3 separate regions of the Homo sapiens genome follow, and regions 2 and 3 are each linked to region 1. The links are chromatin loops, found by intact Hi-C in ENCODE. Cell type or tissue: endothelial cell of umbilical vein. All regions are shown on one strand. Region 1 holds the start of LOC105378929 (a long non-coding RNA gene). Region 2 overlaps TTF2 (transcription termination factor 2). Region 3 overlaps MAN1A2 (mannosidase alpha class 1A member 2).

Region 1 (4,000 bases):
AAATCAAACCACATTGGCTTGTGGGTCACCCACTGGGCCCCTTGTTATATCCTTGGATAGTTACCTGTGGACCTTCTTTACAGCATGGACTTTCCCTTCTTTATGGCATGGAGTCCCTGGTCCTGCCAATGGCCTTCTGCCTCCCCAAGGGCTGCCATAGCGGTAGTCACTTCATGTATACGGTGCCCCACATATAGGGTGAGAACAGAGGCCAGAGAGCCAAAAGAGTTTGGGGATGCTGAGCCCAGCACCAGATCCCTCATGTGGGAGGCAAAGCATTTATCATCTGGCCCCCAGGTATTCAGATCAAACACAGCCTGCTGCATACCCATCTCCTAGAGTATCTGCACCAAATCAGTATATGATTGCCATTTACTCACAGTTTCTGGTATTTCTCTGGCATCATTCCAAACAGTCCATGTGGCTCCCATTAGCCACTCAATTAAAGTGTGGTCATCTTGTCCCTGTGCTGACCATTGGCACAGCTGCAGCCACTAATGAAGGGAGGGGTGAGTTGTGATAGAAGCCAGCTTCTCTATCAGAGGTGGAGCAGGGAATGTTGTCAGTTCCTTTGTCCCAAAGATGGAGTAACCAGGCAGGGAGGGGCTGCCGGCGCGTTTACCTAACTCACACAACTCAGTGGGGTTATAAGCACTATAAGAGGTGTGTTCCACCACTGTGGGAGTCCCTGGGCTCTCCCCTGGGGCTCCATTGGCTGCTTGCGTTCTACTTCTGATGGATCATGGGGCAAGCCAGCAGCAGAAGAGCCTCCTCCTCCTCGGCATCAGACCCAATGAGAGTGTCCGGCTGGGAGGATGGGCTCAGGTCGCACTAACAGCTGTTGCTAACTCCTGTTCCAGGCTGTTTATCTGGGCCTCTAAGCACCCTGCTTGAGCCTGGAAGTCCTTCATCCCCAGGCTGTACTACAAGCTGTGCATTTTGGCCCCCAGGCACTTAGCTTGTGTCTGAAGATCCCTTACCTGCACTGTGTCCTGCAAGGACTGAGTATATACTTCACACAGTGCAGTCAGAAATGCCCATCGACTCTGCCGGCAAAAGTGCATTCCTTCTTGAAGCTGTGTGCTTCCAGCTGCTCCAGTGCCTTCTCCACACTCGTGGGAGACCAGTCCACTGCCTCCTATGTTTCCACTGGGGCCCATCCAAGCAGCACCTCTGCCACTGGGTACCACAGCCCGTGCTGTGGCCACAGAGCTGACCTGGAAGCCTCAAGGAATGAAGACCCACTCACCTCATCCTGCTGACTATGCCAATTGTCAGGTTCGAGCCCCAGCTGAGGTCTGAGGGGAGTGGGTGGATAGGGGGCAGGGAGCTAGAAGAACACTCGAGAGACAGCAGGTAGATGAGATATGGCTTTATTTAGCAGCTCTTTCTCAGTGTCAGTGTTACATTTATACACCTTACAAACAATAGTGGCTGAGAGCCAGGTCATGAGCTTCTCTATGTTATGTTTAGATAGCTGTGATTATATAAGGCATGAGAATGTGTGCCTGCACTCCAATCCTGCTGAGTCATGCAGGATGTTTACCTCAGCCTGTGCCTGCTTGGCTGCAGCACAGCCATGTTTCTTACAGCTTGCTAAAAATACACATTCCTGGGTCACATCTCTCTGAGACCTGCTGAATTAGACTCACTCGATGTGGGGCTTGGTAGTCTGTATTCTTAGCACCCTCTTCATGTAATTTAGATATATGTAACAGTTTTAAAAATCATTGCTCTTGGGTTGATACCAGTGTCTCTCAATCCCTATTAAACATCTCAATTACCTGCAGAGGATTTACTTAACAAAAACACATTCAAGCATGCCTGGGCCCCACTTCCCAGAATTCTGATACAGTAGGTTGAGAGTGAATCCCTGGCATCCTCAGTGATTCTGATTCCAGGCCAAAGTTGAAAGTTACTGATCTAAATCAGTGGTTTAAAACTTTGCTGAACATTAAAATGACCTGCACTGGCTGCACCATAAACCAATGAAATCAGAATCCCCGGGAACAGAACCCAGCCATCGGTATTTTTAAAATGTCTCCCAGGAATTCCTGAAGTGTAATCATGATTGAGAACAAGTGGTCTAGATCAGATGTCAGTAAACCTTTTCCTTAAAGGTCCAGAAAACAAATATTTTAGACTTTGTGGGCTATGTGGTCTCTGTCACAACTACTCAATGCTGCCATTATAGCATGGAAGCAATCATACACCATATGTAAATAAGTGGCTGTGACTGTGTTTTAATAACATTTTATTTGCAAAATTAAGTGGTGGGCCAGACTTGGCCTATATTTGCCATTTGTAGATCAGTGTTTCTCAAATTATTTGTGGTACAGGATTGTTTTTTAAAAGAATTTCCAATCTGTGGCAGACTGATTCTTTTGTAAAATACAATAAAAATAAATTACTAGAAAAATGAAAAAGACAAAATATGAGCCTGCTGATTATGCAGTTGGATATTATAGCAATATTAAATTGCTATGATAGTTTCTAAATACTTACACTCCATTTCTTTACTTATCTTGCATGAACTGACAACAACCATCTCAGACTAGACTCATTCAAAAACTACACTTTGAGTAGCATAGGTATAATCAAATCAATCATCTTCCTGTTTAAGGAATAAATGTGAACACAGTTGGGTAGAAAAAACTTCATAGAGAAAGGACCTTTGAATCCAACTTTGAAAAAGGAGATGGACCTCAACTAGTGAAGAAGCAATGACTAGCCATCGTAGCCTAATACTTATCACTTAAAAAGCACTCCATAAAGTGAGCTGAATTGAATCAGGCAGTGAAAAGCAAGGTTTGTTAAGAAGATAGAGAGAAATGTGTTTGCCACTGTAAATAGAGGAGTGCTGATGGACTCCCAAAAGAAAGCGTGTTGAAGGGCTTTGAAATCAGAAAGGATTTGAAATCAGCTACTGGCATTGCCACTTAGTAGCTGAGTTTGTGGCAATTATTGACAATTCCAAGCATTGGTAACCTCATTTATAAAGTCAAGAATATTGTTAACTTCCCAGGATTGCTGAGGGAATTTGAGTTTTATAGTCAAAGTGCTCAGTATCTGGTGCTCAATACAGACAGTGATTATTGTTGGGGAGCCACAAGGGGCAGTGGAGAGAATGCCAGCCAGCTTCAGAGCCAGGCAGAGTTGGGTGTGAATTCTGGCTCTACCATTTGTGTGACATTGGGTCATTTAACCTCAGTGAATCTCAGTTTCTTCATCTATAAAACAGAGACATTCATACCTACCTTTCAGTTAAACTAAGAATTTGAGATTATCAAAATGTGTAAAGTACCTGGCACAAAAGAAGCATCCAGAAATGGTAGCTATCATTTTCTCATACGATTTTTTATTCATATATAATCCACATACCATAAAATTCATCCTTTAAAATGTATAATTTAGTAGCTTTTAGTATATTCACAAAGGTGTTCAACCACCACCACTATCTAATTTTAAAATAGCTATTGATTTTAAACTATTTAAATTCAATAACCCTAGGTTGTCCTCTGTCCTTTCATACCCCAAAACCTTCACTGGAGCTTGACAGGGGAGAAATCATACCATACAACAGTTAGCAATAATTGTATGTAGTCTCTTTCTAAAGTCTCACATCTTATAGCAGCTGCTCCAACCTTTTCTCCTTCTTCCAGAGCTCCAACTTAGGTGGCTCTCCTCATCTTTGTTCCTTCTCTTGGAGCTTTTGTAACTCTAGCTTCCCTATAGTTCCATGTCTTTTCTCACACTCACACCCAGTAATGTATCCCATTTCCTCAGTTTCTTTGGTTTGCCACTGCCAGGCATCACTTCTCTGTGCTCTGAGGTCTGTGCTCCATTCTCATAATGAGGTCTTGCAGAGGGTGCTCTGGCCAGGAGCTACACTCTTTAACTCCCCTTGTGTCTGGGTAGAGCCACATGGACTAAGTAGACTAGTCCCCATCTCAGGGAGGTAAGCAGAAATGATGAGTGTCACCTCCAGACCAAACTGATT
Region 2 (4,000 bases), 740 kb before region 1:
CTGTACTTAATTTTAAGGTAGAAGTACATTAAGTTATGCTTTTCAGAAAGTATAACAATACTCCATACGCCTCTATAATGAATCAACTCAAGAGGAGTTAGGAAATGATCCAGCTTTCACTTCCAGCCACTCTGTGAAAGCACATTGCTTTTTCACACTGAGGTCATGTGCCACCCACTTTCCTCCCCCTGTTTAGCCTCTCTTTCTGCCTGTACTTTTAGTGGAGAAAATAAGTAATCAAGTGTTTCAGTTTAAAAGACCATTTCTTCCATTTCCTACTTCACTATAGGCTCTGTATAGAAATAAGAGCAATGGTTAAACATATTAATTGAAGGAGTAAAGTCAGTCAAGAGGAAGAGGTAATGCCTTTAAGTTAAAGGCCGGTCAAACACGATGACTCACACCTGTAATTCCACTGTGGGAGGCTAAGGCAGGAGGATCACTTGAGCCTAGGAGTTTGAGACAGCCTGGGTAACACAGCAAGACCGTGTCTCCATATATTAAAAAAGAAAAGTTAAAAGCCATTTGGTGAATGTAACTAGGCACTGATTTTTTTCCCTTCTCAAGACTCTTGTGACTTTACTTCCCATGGAACACTAATCATCTGTCCTGCCTCCCTGATCCATCATTGGAAAAATGAGGTGGAGAAACGGGTGAACAGCAACAAACTAAGAGTCTATCTCTACCATGGGCCAAACCGGGATTCACGTGCCAGAGTGTAAGTGCAGGAATACGCAGTTGTGGGGGCGTTCAGCACCTCTGCCCAAGGGCCCACGGGCCTTTGCTCCCATCCCTGAGATTTCACTTAATCAGGACGCGTATTTGTGAAAGCCAAAGACAGATCTTTAGTCTCGTCACCATACAGCCTTTGCGTTGTATCCTGAGGTCTACTGGTGATCTTTTGCTGTGTCCTTGTCATTGTCCTCAATGAAAGCTGCCCTGTGAGGAGGCCTGAGATGCCGGAGCTGCCATTCAGGTGACAGCAGCATTCCCCTAGTCAAGGAGATGTGTCGCAAGGCCCTCATGGCTGCTGGAGTTCTGATTCCAGGTGTACATAGTGTGAATGGAACCAGCCCAGTTCTACAGAGCATCTTGATAGAATGCTAATGATTAGTTGCTATAGGTTGATTATATTTTTATGACTTTTTAATATATGAACCATCTAAGATGCTTTAGACTCAATAATTTAGGACGATTAGAGTTAACTATAAATTCTTGAAGAGGGATGCTCAGGAAGGAGGGAAGAAAATGCTTCCCCACATGGCAATCTTAGTCCTAGTCTTTGTCTTTTGGTTTTAAAGGAATTGTTTTCTGTTCTTAATTGCGGAGTGAAGATCTAGATTGAATACTGGCTGCTGTAGTCAAGGATGAGAACAAAGTTATTTCTGCCTCTAAGTAATTTCTCTCCCCAGCCTCCAATTTGGATATTTTATCTCCTAAAGAACGGGGCGGCAGTCTTTCAGGAGTAAGTTGTTAGATTGGTGCCCCTCTGTCTTATGACAGGCCAGTTCTCATGACTGAGAGTCGCTTCTGCAGGCAAAAGGCATCAGGGTGGCAGTGGCAGGCCTGCAGGCCTTCCCTGGCATAGATTACTGTGAGTTGTCTGCCTTTGTGCTAAATTTTTATTTAGAAATAAATTGAATCTCACTTGATTTGTACTTTGAGCCTAACTTGTTTGGTATTTAGAATGTACTAGTTGACCGATTAGAATCATTCTGAATTATACTTCTTTATATGATAGTAGGGTAACTTGTAGACACTGCTGCCTCTCTGAATTAGGCATATCATTTTTATCAAAAGTATTTATTGAGGTTCTCTTGGGGCTGGGCATGGTGGCTCATGCCTATAATCCGAGCACTTTGGGAGGCCGAGGCAGGCAGATCACTTGAGCTCAGGAGTTCGAGACCAGCCTAGGCAACATGGTGAAACCCATCTCTACCAAAAATACAAAAATTAGCTGGGTGTGGTGGTGTGCACTTGTAGTGCCATTTACTTGGGAGGCTGAGGTGGGAGAATCGCTTGAGCCTGGAAGGTGGAGGTTGCAGTGAGCCAAGATCACACCCCTACACTCCAGTCTGGATGACCAGGGTAGGTTACTCACCTATTATTATCATTTCTGATGCTGAGTATGCTAATTATAAGTGATAATTTTTCCCTTTTAATATAAACTTGGCTTGATCTATGATTAGCAGAATTTTACTTTATTTCAATAAATACTTTATTTTATTTTATTATTTTATTTACTTTTGAGACAGGATAGAGTGAGACCCTACCTTGTCTCAAAAAATAAATAAATAAAATAAAGTATTTATTGAAGTTCTCACAATATTAAGCTTCACTGGAAAAAGATTTGTGTTTCTCATTAATAATCTTTATATGTAAGGAGTATAAGCAAGATACACTGAAAGCTTACAGCATGTATTTTTATATCTTAATGTCAAACTAGATCAGTGAATTTTCACAAATCCATTATAGAGTGGTGGGAGGAAAGCACCATTGATACAAGGTGAACAGTGTTTTGAAGTTATCTTTCTCCCCTGGGACTTTGGTGTCATCCATCTCAAATCATTATTAAATGTTAATTCCCAACTCTATCCTACTTTCTGTTATTTCCCAACTCTATCCTACTTTCTGTTCTGGCCAGATCATATTAAGCATTATATTATCCCAGCCAGAGAATTTTCTTTCTGACTCACTGGATGGTAAGAGGGAGGCTGTGGTAGCTATAGTGAGCAGACGGTAAATGATCAGAGGTAAGAGATAGGGAAACCCAAGTGGGTAAAATTTACCTCCAAAATGTGTGTGTGTGTGTGTGTGTGTGCGTGTGTGTGTTAAGGACACAAGTTAATGAGTTCTGCTGTTTGTCCTTCCATTTGTAGGCATTTTTATTGAAAGATCAACTCTGCCTCTCTCATTGTCCCTCTATAGTGGGACCATTTATTGATTTCTTTGTTATGTCTACGCAGCCTCTCTACATATGACATCGTGATCACTACCTATAGCCTCGTGGCCAAGGAGATTCCCACAAACAAGCAAGAGGCAGAGATCCCAGGTGCAAACCTCAATGTGGAGGTGAGGCTGGGGGGCAGCCAGGGAAGTGGAGTTGGAGCCACAGATGGTTTAATGGGAGTCTTTCTCAGCCTCCACGATAGCAAGAGGACCTCCCTGGAGGTCAGGAATGCTGTAAATGATCCGCATGTGGAAAGGAATTGTTCTTTCCTCTATCCCATCACCCTTATTCCAGACAACCACCTCAGTGATAAAGATCAACCTATGCCACAGGATTCAGCTGCCTTTTAGAATGAAAGATGACTGCATTGTATTTGTGGGGGTAATAATCACCTGAATATATAAAAGCCTTACTTGTTGCTATTTTTATTTTAGAGTATTTGGGGTATATACTCATGATATTTTTAATATTTATTGTGCAGACTAGTATTTTACTACTAGTATTTTGATTTTAAGCCATCTTTCCCTGCCTCCCTTTACTTCCCAGAAAAAAAAAAAGGGTTGCAAATAATAAGGCCAGAGGCTAAGTGACAATTGTGAATACGTGATGGTCTTCTAGGGTGTCCAGGGCAGCCTCAGTTATGTGATGTAGAGGCTTTATCATGTAATTATACTCTGAAAATACAGTATTATCCCAAGAACTCATTTTTCTATATGTTATCCTTTTAGCCCAACGGGATATTCACAGGTTTCTGTATTTGGAGAGATCTCTAGAACATTTCTCCAGCTTATAACCAACTCTGACTTATAGATGATGAACTTTTCAGATTGCTCACTGGTTTTCCATTGCTTTTGGGATAAACCCTAAATTTCTTTTCATGATGTATTAGGCTTCATTTATTTATTTATTTGAGGCAGAATCTCACTCTGTCGCCCAGGATGGAGTGCATGGTGCGATCTTGGCTCACTGCAACCTCTGCATCCCGGGTTCAAGCGATTCTCCTGCCTCAGCTTCCCAAGTAGCTGGGATAACAGGTGCCCGCCACTATGC
Region 3 (4,000 bases), 360 kb before region 1:
AAAATACGTAAAAGAGCAATTGAAAATTCCAAGCAAATATCACCATGAGAGAAAACATAGTAAAGCCTTCATCTCTGTAGAACAAGTATATAAACAGAGATACAAGAGCTCAGAGACAATAAGATGTGATATCAGTAACAAAGTATAAGAAAAAATAGTTATCAACAAAATGAAGGCCAAAATGGAAGCAATACAAAGAAAAACAGTGTTCAAAATATAAGGAGCTTAGAAGACAAAATTGAGAAAAGCTAGTAAATGTGTGGAAATAAAAGGAGACAGAAAGAAAATGATAGATAAGGAAGAAAAAGAATAGTATACAGTTTTTGGATGACAGAAGAGTTAACTTTCTCACCTTTTATAACATCATTCAGAACTATCTAAAAAGTGGTCTATGGAATTTTTCAGATTGAGATTGTTATACATAGTGTTGGTCTCAAATGTGAAAGAACACAGGTAATATAGACAGCATCCCTGAGTCCATTCCTAAAACTACTTAAAGACAAAATCCAGCCAAATGAATGACGATGGGAAACCTTGTGGCAGAAGAATTGATATTGTACTCAGGTCCAGAAAAGTGAAGTATATATCAGGTCCTCTGAAAAAGAAAGTTTTCCCAAGTTTATACCAGCCAGGTTATTCATCAAATGTAATGACAATATTCTCAAACAAATAAGAGTACAAGGAACATAACACCTCCTCCCACCTCCAGGGGCCCCCTTAAAAGCACTTACAAAGTTCACCTAATCTATAGTTGAATCAAAATAAATCCCTAGGAAAGTCTCCAGCTTCTTAATATATTTCATGATTTTTCTTTCCCCCTTACTCTCAGGGAGATATTTTAAAATTTGGAATTTCAGGAACTTAAAGATATCTATTGTGGGAACAATATTTAAAGTTCAACAGTTTGTTTTACTTCATTTACTTTTTTATCTGTTCAATTCAAATTAATAACTTTTCAAAATACAATGGCATTTTATGATTCAATTCCTGTGAAGTTATTTCTGTTCTTATATTTGAATATATATGTGTTGACTGTGTCTAGAATGATGTTTAAAATAACTGATGTTTCAGATGGTATTTCTAGGTAGTAGCATGTTGAGATTTAAAATGGTTTCTATCTGTGCAGTTTTCTCTGTATTATTTTTATTATTGCTTGATTTTAAAATAATGAACACATATCATCTTATAAAAATGAGTCATTTAAGAAATAGAAGGCTTCCCTGACTTCCCCCTGCCCCTCCAACACACACACAAAGGCAGGGAATAGGTGTAGATTCTGAGTAAGAAAAAACACAAAGCCTACATTAAAACCAAGCCTTGATGACACTTATTTTTATTAATTGCATTCTTAATTTTATTTTACTCAGGTTATGCACATTCGGAAACTACTTCAGAAAATGGATCGTCCAAATGGTCTTTATCCAAATTATTTGAACCCCAGAACAGGGCGCTGGGGTCAGTGTAAGTATTCTAGTATACCTGAGGCTTTCTTAAAAAATTATTTGTCTGAAAACTCTTTGCTTGATGTTGTAAAAAGTACACTACGTGGAGTTAGAAACCCTCAGTGTCTAACCTTGTGGTCTGCTGGTGCTGTTCTTAGGCATGTTTCTGATCTCTCTTAGCTTCAGTTTTCCCACTTATAAAATGGAAATGTTAATAACATGTCTCCTAAGAGTATTTTATTTCCTGTATTGCTAAAATATAGTGTGGCAGTTTGAAGGTTGTACTTAAAAACTCTTATTAATAAATTATATCTTCATGTAAATAAAAGCACTGCTTAGGAGAGGGAGGTAGAGGAGGAGTATGAAAAACAAATGAGTATTTACTAGAAGGGGGGCAGTTGTTCTTGGATAAGCCATGTCTGTTCATTCATTTTAGAAGAGGGCATCCTGGCCTTCATTATTTACCAGTCTCTGTGCTAAGTTCTTAGAAGAGATTGAGATGGAGAAAGAACATAGGGCTTGGCCTGAATTCACAGGCTGGCAGGATAGGCTGACACATAAATGTTACTGTACAGGAAGGAACCAATTGTTATATGAAACTGTGGTAAAAATGATTCCCTCTGCCTGAGGGGAAAGTATTTTGTTTAGGGAGAGGGTAATTTTTCTTATTAGAACTCATTTATTTTTGAAGGAATTGATTTTTAAAAGTAACAACTAATATTTCTGTGGAAATGTGGAACTTACAGAATTTTAGTAATTGTAGGTTTATCAATGCTATTCTCTTTTAAAAGTTAGGAAAACAAAAACAAATAATAGAGATTGCAACTTTGCCGCTAATAAAACATGATTCAGTTATTTTTGAGACTAATGAAATCTTAAGTAGTAAATAAGAGACAAAAGTAATGATCATTTAATTTTAGTATTGAAAACACTGCTGATTCTGCCAGTAAGAAAATAAGCTGGTGTGAGTACCAAGAATAGGAAAACATTTGCCCTGGAATTGTCTTTTTGTTCCTTTCTAGGAAATTGTCTTTTATTTTATGAAAGGAAAGCAGATAGGTCAATATAATTATGTCTTTCATGGATCTGGGAATAGATCTCAATCTTCTTTGACTCTTTTTATACTTACTTTTCCTGTTTCCTGAAATTATTTACATATGACTCATTTTTCTCTTTATTTTGAAGAAGATAAAAGCTCTAATGCCTAGACTGAGTGGGAATGATATTTTCTGGAAAAACAAAACCCTGAGAGCTGCATTTCTAAAATGTAAAAACGTAGTTTTCTTATTTCAGATAAGAGTGACTGGATTGGATGTCTACTTAGTAATTTGGATGAATTCTATCAATCATAAATCTTTACCCCTGTGAGTTGTATTGAGATTTGAGAATATTATGATAATATAATGATATAATAATGTATATGAAAAATTATGTTCAGTTCCTGTCTTAGACTATATGCCAGTGTATATTCTATATGGTATTACTATTTAAATGTAAAAGATGAAATCATAAAAGTACTAAAAAAAGGGTTGAATATATAATCAGGAAAGCCTTTTCTAAGCATGTCATGTAAAACAGAAACTACAAAAAAAAGATGTCAGTTTTCCTGTATATTATTGTTAACCTCTGTATTAGTCTGTTCTCATGCTGCTATAAAGAACTGCCTGAGACTGGGTAATTTATAAAGGATAGAGGTTTAATTGACTCACAGTTCCACAGGGCTGGGGAAGCCTCAGAAAACTTACAATCATGGCAGAAGGGGAAGCAAACACATCCTTCTTCACATGGTGGCAGGAAGGAGAAGTGCCAAGCAAGGCGGGGAAAAGCCCCTTATAAAACCATCAGATCTTGTGAGAACTCACTCATTATCAAGAGAACAGCATGGGGGTAACATCTTCCTGTACCCACTCTCCAGAGTGTATATATTTGTATGCTTTTTGAGCCAGCAACTCATTTCCAGCAATTTATTCCAAATAAATTTTCAGAGCTATATATTAAAGTTTATTTACAATAATCTTGGGGTTGTTTATAATAGGGATAATTTGGAAGCAATCTAAAGCAGTTCTATCTAACAGAACTTTCTGTAATGAGGAAAAGATCCTATTATCTGTATTATCCAATACAGTAGTCACTAGCCACATGTGACCATGGAGCACTTGAAATGTTGCTAGTATGGTTGTGGAATTACATATTAAATTTTAATTTAATTAACTTACATTTAATTAGCTACTTGTAGCTAGTGCTTCTACATTGGACAGGGCAGTTTTTAAACGTCTTGTAATAGGGATTTGGTTAAATACATTTTGGCCTGTCCAGATATAGTATACTATGCAGCCATTAAAAGTTATATTTTAGAATACCTGACATAGATAAATGACATATCTAGAAAGATATTTAGAAAAGGAGAGGAAACACTATAGAAATAGAAACCAAAGTGTTATGTGTGGTTTTCTTTGAATTTGTGTTTTTATTTTCTCCTTTTCATTTACTGTTACTATCCAGATTTGATTATGAACATCTATTACTTTTGATGTTAGCTTAAAAACATTTTTAAATAA

The links. A loop is a pair of places that touch in the nucleus more often than their neighbours do. Peaks named below come from ENCODE experiments on the same cell type or tissue, not always from the same donor. Only the 100,000 strongest peaks of a DNase experiment are listed, where the experiment ranks them.
Region 2: a loop joins it to region 1, with 4 times the contacts of the local background. A loop is called at or near these places in 1 of 110 quality-filtered maps.
Region 3: it touches region 1 in a loop (4-fold over the local background); 1 of 110 quality-filtered maps calls a loop at or near these places.

What each region holds. Positions count from the first base shown.
Region 1 is chr1:117,820,420-117,824,419 of GRCh38, forward strand. It overlaps LOC105378929 (a long non-coding RNA gene), which reads right to left and starts at 1,382. Exons shown (of 3, transcript XR_947744.3): 1 at 381-1,382. In endothelial cell of umbilical vein, no CTCF peak of the experiment used is centred here; a DNase peak (open chromatin) is centred at 1,502; H3K27ac peaks cover 1,789 bases.
Region 2 is chr1:117,083,451-117,087,450 of GRCh38, forward strand. It overlaps TTF2 (transcription termination factor 2), which reads left to right. Exons shown (of 23, transcript NM_003594.4): 11 at 568-718; 12 at 2,967-3,072. Among named protein-coding and RNA genes, the nearest start is that of MIR942, 9.2 kb to the right of the region's middle. In endothelial cell of umbilical vein, no CTCF peak of the experiment used is centred here; no DNase peak of the experiment used is centred here.
Region 3 is chr1:117,464,967-117,468,966 of GRCh38, forward strand. MAN1A2 (mannosidase alpha class 1A member 2) reads left to right here. Exons shown (of 13, transcript NM_006699.5): 8 at 1,368-1,461. Among named protein-coding and RNA genes, the nearest start is that of MAN1A2, 100 kb to the left of the region's middle. In endothelial cell of umbilical vein, no CTCF peak of the experiment used is centred here; DNase peaks (open chromatin) are centred at 1,975 and 2,625; H3K27ac peaks cover 2,505 bases.